2 separate regions of the Homo sapiens genome follow, and region 2 is linked to region 1. A link is a contact called in ENCODE Hi-C or POLR2A ChIA-PET data. All regions are on one chromosome and are shown on one strand. The core of a region is the stretch at or near the end of the contact, and the rest is flanking DNA. Distances in the headings are between cores, read along the strand shown. Region 1 holds the start of KLHL23 (kelch like family member 23). Region 2 holds the start of SSB (small RNA binding exonuclease protection factor La).

Region 1 (3,025 bases), core at 240-2,739:
TATTTCAATTTGGGAAGTGTATGCATAATTTACAAGGCCTTCCAGAATATCATGGTGGATGCCAGAGAGTTTTATTTTATTTTTAAATTTTTCTTTCATGTCAGCTGTGAACATTGCCTTAAAATAATTGCTGCAAGCAGCTAAAACGGCTCGGTGACAATGGAAAATTATGCCTGAAGGACACTGAAGAGTAATATCAGTAAATAATCCATCCAAGTAAAATGTTCTGAATGCATCCAGAAAATCCACTGGATGTGTTGAATCCTTGAAAAGATAAATATAATCTTCTTGTCCTTTTAGAGCCATGGCTGCAATAAATATGAAATAACAAATGTGTTTTCAATGTTGCACATTCTCTCAAATAATCAACGCTAAATAACTTGACTATCATCGGATATACTCCAAAACTGGACTAAGTTCAGCATCTAAATAATAAATGCAAAATGTGGATGGACTGTTTGATCATTTATATGGTGGTCAATTTAAATTCAGGGTAGCTCGGAGCTTGAAATGAGGCTCCTGGATTTTTCAGTAGTCCTTTTGAGAGTACTGATTTGCTATTCCATTCACCGCAATCTACCCTGGCCTGGCGTTCGGAGATGAGATCCCACACTAGGCAAGGCAAGTGTCCGAGGGTCACCCCACTCGAGGCCGGACCTCAGCTGTCTCGGCTCGGCCCCAATTCAACCTTTTCCCCAAGCTCGTCTCCCTTTCAAATCACATCGAAATGCCAAGAAAGGGATGATGGAAATATAAATGGACAAGAAGAGGTCTCGGAAAAGGGAAATCCCGAGCCCTTTCGCTTAAGGAAGGAGAGAAAGGAAGGCAGCTCGGCGCAGCCCTTGCAGCCCTCGCCCCCTCCCCCGCGCCCGCCGCAGGGGTTTCCGCGCGCCCCGCGCCTGGGCCCCGGCCCACGTTCCCGCCCGGAGACCGCCCCGCCCCGGGGCCAGGAGCGGGGCTGGACTCGAGGGCGCCGCGTGCCGCCCGCGGGCCCGGTGCCCGCGTCCCTCTGCCCGGCGCTCCGCGCAGGTGTGGGAAGGACGCCGCAGGCAGCCCCAGCGCAACGCGTTCGGCCCGGCCCGGCGCCCGCGCGGCCATTGTCTGCGCTCCTCTCCCGCGCGGCCTCGCTGCCCGCGCCCGGCCCCGCTGCCCGCGCCCGGCCCCGCTCCCCGCGCCCGGCCCCGCTCGCTCCCAGCAGGCCGGCCTCGGGCTGCGGGTCCACACCGCACCTACCTCCCGCCGGGGCTCGGGACGCGGCGCTGGCCCGCGGGCTAGTAGCGAGCGGGAGCGGGGACGCCTCCGGCCCCTCTGACCATCTTTGGAAGAGGCGCTCGGAAGCCGCCAGCTAGTGCCGCTCCACCCCACAAGCAGCTCCTATTTTGGTGTCCCGGCGGCTCCCCCGCCTCCACCCGAACAGCCCCCCGCACGGTCTGGGCGCGAGGCCACTCGCGGGAACTCCCCCGTCGCCGGGCCGTGCGGCGAGCGGGGCGGGGCGTGCAGGCGTGAGCACGGCTCGGCCCCTCCCCAGCGGCGCCCCCCACAGCAGGTGGGACTGCTTCCCCAGGAGACAGCGCGCGCCGCCGCCTTCCCCTTCCTTGGCTCGCTCTCTGTCCCGCGCGCTCTCTCACACCCGGTCGAGCGTCTTCTCTTAGATAAACTCTGAGTCCTGAATTATTAATAACACCATATATGAGTGTGTGTGTGTGTGTGTGTGTGTGCGCGCGCGCGCGTGTGCATGTGTGTACACTCCCCTCCCTCAGTAGGCTTCGCCAGCCCAGACTCAATCGTGAGGACAGAGAAGGGGGAAAGAGTGGAGAGAATGGGGCACAACTAAAGGTCAGGGATTGGAGGCGCCGTTGAAATGCCAGAAGTAGCCGGCCTTTCCCACAAACGCCATCCCACCCCCAGCAAAGCACTCAGGAGGGCGCCTTGGTGCTGGTGAGCACATCAGGGGTTAAGCTGAAGCTTTGAGAGAAACTTTGGGCAGCCGGGGCCAAGGCGAAGTCCAGGCGAAGTCCAGTCGTGCTAAGATTCAGGTTATTGTATTTAGAGCATAGCAGCTGGAAGGAGCAGCCTTTCTGGTGACGGCCACTCTAGTCACAGATGTCTATGTGGTACACAAAGTTCATTTTCTTGTTCCAACTAAAGCCAGTATCAAATATTTTTGTATATCATTCATTCATTCATTCGCAAGATTTTATTAAGTGCTTCTAGTGCCTGATAGGGATAGACACTAGTAGTGATAAGAGTGTTGACAGATGGTCCCTAGCTCACAGGGACCTTCACCACCACCAGAGGACCATGTGTTTCCCAGAGTATGGTCTCAGAAACGCAATATACATGAATGGCCAGATAGTATGTGACAACAGAACTCTGAACCACATAAGAAGCCCAGGAAGCCAGACCACAACCTTGGTAGCAGCTGAACCAGAACAGTCAGGAAGTAGTCAACGACTGGCAATTTCCCTATTTTTTTTCTTTTTTGAGACAGGGTCTTGCTATGTTGCCCAGCCTGGAATGTAGTCGCACGATCTTAGCTCACTGCAGCCTCGATCTCCTGGTCTCAAGAGATCCTCTGCCTCAACCTCCCAAGTACCTACGACTACAGATGTGCAATTTTTGAAAAATTTTAAATATTTTTTCATGACAGGGTCTCACTATGTTGCCCAGGCTGGTCTCAAACTCCTGGACTCAAGCGATCTTCCTGCCTGGGACTTCCAAAGTGCAACTTCCCTATTTTTACCCCTAGTTCCACCTCTGCACCAACCAGAGAAAGCCAAATATGTTCCGCAAACCCATCACATAAAATACCCCCGCTTCTAGTAGCCCACCTGCAGCTTTCCCATGCCAACAACTTCCAATCAGAGCATACCGGGGGCTTTTCTTCACTTCTATAAAGCTTTCCCACTCGTCTGCCCCACCTTTGAGCCTCTGACAAAGTGATGGTGAGTGGGACTCCCTTCTACAGCAAACTCTGAATAAATAGCATCTGTTGGTTCTCCTGTGGGTGGGTTTTAGTTTAATT
Region 2 (3,025 bases), core at 215-2,714, 65 kb before region 1:
GGTCTTGAACTCCTGACCTCTGGCGATCCACCCGCCTCGGCCTCCCAAAGTGCTGGGATTACAGGTGTGAGCCACCGCGCCCGGCCTCATTTCTTTTAAAATGTAGTCACAACTGACTTACCCAAACCTTGTTACCAAGTTAGACATCATAACTTTAAGGTGAAAAATGTTACAGTTCCTTAGATACTCTATGCTAAGGAACATACGAAAACAAAAATGGGAGAATGTGGTCATACTAACACAACATTAAACTGGGGAGTATGCCTACTAATTTACTAATACATTGGATAGCCAGTTTCCTGTTTCGTATTCCTGACATTAGCACTGCAATGAAAAAAGGAAGCTGTGCTATTAGTTTGCTAGAAATTACAAACCAAGTCTTCTACTTACAAAGTACTTGCCTCCAGGACTCTACTAAGCCACCCAGTCATCCCAACTGTACAAAAGTTATGTGAACAAATCATCGAGAATATTGCCATTAGTTGACTCTAGTTATGAACTGATGTAGGTACACTTCCTGGAAGCATCCCCTGACACACTGCAATTGCATTCGATACCATGGATACACATAGGAAGCACTTGCAACGGGGTACTGTGTGATCCACATCCCCCTAGAGAAATTACTCAATTTTATGCATTGTCTTGTCTATCACAATCTACACTCCTAAGTTACTACCGTGATCTAGGGCCCCCTACAAAGCAAACGATGAAATAAAATAACTATTTAGACCCTGCAAAACCTATTTGGCCTAATTTTGGAACTGCGTTTCATCAGATACTTTTCCAGAATGTACGACTGTAAATGAAATATTACCCACGTTTTCCCGTTTCACACTGAAACCTGATGTGAGCGATGAAGGCCCTAACAGACCAAAAGAGTGACGCTGGTGTACATCTGCGGCCCAAAGTTCTTTGGCCTCCAGTCAGTCCCATAGGCTCCACAGAACCCTCCGGCGTTTACCCCGTGCCCACCTCCCCAGAAACTTTACAGAGATGGCCACAAGCCTTCGGTGAGACTAGAAGGCGGTGGAGGTAAAAAAAAAAAAAAAAAAAAAAGACGCAATGGGGATGAGGGCAGCCACAGTCCCGTCTCTAAGCAACCGCGGAACTGCCTGGGCACCAGCCACGTGCGGGGAACCCCAGGATCCCGCATTCCTCGCGGGGGCAGCCTCGCCGCCGCCCGCGCCCCCTCGGCTCCGCCGCCTCCGGCTGCGGCCCACGCGGCGCTCGGCCTGAACGTGAGGAAGGCGAGGGGCGGACGGACGCCGCGAGAAGCAGTAAAGAACGGAAACGCGCAGTCGCGCACCAGCAAAGCGGACCCTTTTGTAGCTTCTCATTAGCCACCGAGAGTTACTCACCTTTAAGGTTCCGGCCCACAGAAGCCGCGCCACAGGCTCACAAACAGCAACAGCAACGACTCCACCTCCCAGCGCCGCCGGCCAGCCTAAAGCGCTCCAAGAAGATGGGGACCGTCCCGGCAGCTCTTGCGGCCTGGGTGGGCAGGGCCACGGACGAGGTGGAGCGGTCCCTGTGCTCTGAGCATGCGCGGCTGCCGGGGCCTCCCAGGGACCCTGGAGTCCCGCCCTCAATCCCAAACAGATTGGGTTAAAAAGTACTCCAGGTTGTAGGGGAATGGCTGCTAGTTTGTGTTAGTATAAACATTTATTTTTAAGTATTTCTGGACGGCGTCTGTACCCCAGCCCTTCCTTTGGCCCTCCATTCATGTGAAGTGCTTTGGGTTTTTTTTCAGATATTTTCCAAAAATGTGTGTGAATACACACACACATCGTGTTGTAGTAGTTCTCAAAAAAAAAAAAAGGACAAGTGAAATTTAAAAAAAAAATCAAAGATCCATGAAATCTTAGAGTTTTGAAAACAATACAGTACAGCGTGTAAAAACTGGGTGTCTGGAATCAGACTGCCTGCTTCAAATAATGGTCCTCCTGCTGTGAAACTGTGATCTTGGACAAGTTGTTCAACTTCTCTGTTCCTCAGGTATAAATAGGGCCGGTAATAAATACTACCTAGTTCATACAATTGCTGTGAGTATTCAACTTGATGCAATATTGTCAACCTAAAGGGAAAAACTGAGGCAAAATTAATATAAGTAGACAGTTTATTTGAGCCAAGTTTGAGGACTGCCACATGAGAGCATGGATTCAAATTGCCCTGAATATATGCTCTGATTAGCAGCACTTACAAGTAGCTTTTAAAGAAAAAAGAAGAGGCAGTTCCTAAATTGTTTACCGATAACTTACATTACAATAACAAGCTATTGATTGGCTATACATTCTTCTTTGTATCACAAATTCGAAGAACATGAAAATGGATGAAGCAGGTAGTAAGGGACAAAGTGACTTGAAACAATTGCCCCCCAAGCATGGCGACTGATATAGTTTGGTTCTGTGTCCCCACACAAATCTCATCTCGAATTGTAATCCCCATAATCCCCAAGTGTGGAGGGGAGGAACCACACACAGGGTGGGAGGTGACTGGATCATGGGGATGGTTTCCCCCATGCTGTTCTCCTGGTGGTTTTATAGGGCAGTTTTCCCTGCTCTTGCTCGCTCCCTCTCACCTGCCACTGTGTAAGACATGCCTCTTCCCCTTCCACCATGATTGTAAATTTCCTGAGGTCTCCCCAGACATGCGGAACTATGAGTCAATTAAACCTCTTTTCTTTATGAATTACCGAGTCTTGGGTATGTCTTTATTGCAGTATGAGAACTAACTAATACAGGGGTGTAGGGACATGACTGAAGTCCCAAACTCATATCTCTCTGTGCCTGATAAATTCCGCATACCTCACATAGTTCAAACTGCTCTGGGCTCTTTTTTCTTTTCTTAAGGCCAATGAGAAAAAACATATTTAACAGGGTTGTGCTCAGGTAGTTTAAATTCAAATTAATTAGATTATCTTTTATCCACTCAAAGAATATTTATCTACTCTCTATTTTATGCCAGACACAATTGAAACCTTAATTCTTGTTTTGATCAAGTCAGTGAGAATATATGTATTTAACAG

The links. Hi-C counts contacts between places; a loop is a spot of excess contacts on that map. ChIA-PET counts read pairs that join two places held with the same protein, here RNA polymerase II (POLR2A). Pooled maps may share reads with other maps.
Region 2: a map of tibial artery shows a loop between it and region 1 (8-fold over the local background). The contact joins the promoter of SSB here to the promoter of KLHL23 in region 1. A Hi-C loop is called at or near these places in 3 of 168 maps with a recorded cell type or tissue (endothelial cell of hepatic sinusoid, gastrocnemius medialis and tibial artery), 9 of 37 single-sample maps with no recorded cell type and 15 of 50 pooled maps. POLR2A ChIA-PET finds 5 or more read pairs at or near these places in 9 of 52 experiments (H1, HCT116, HEK293 and 6 more).

Annotation. Positions count from the first base shown.
Region 1 is chr2:169,732,296-169,735,320 of GRCh38, reverse strand. It overlaps KLHL23 (kelch like family member 23), which reads right to left and starts at 1,489. Exons shown (of 4, transcript NM_144711.6): 1 at 1,234-1,489; 2 at 1-308. The coding sequence starts at 306. The region is part of intron 3 of PHOSPHO2-KLHL23 (PHOSPHO2-KLHL23 readthrough); the gene reads right to left. RefSeq lists silencers at 799-978, 1,089-1,158, 1,179-1,618.
Region 2 is chr2:169,797,310-169,800,334 of GRCh38, reverse strand. It overlaps SSB (small RNA binding exonuclease protection factor La), which reads right to left and starts at 1,464. Exons shown (of 12, transcript NM_003142.5): 1 at 1,359-1,464. RefSeq lists a silencer at 1,030-1,229 and an enhancer at 1,181-1,681.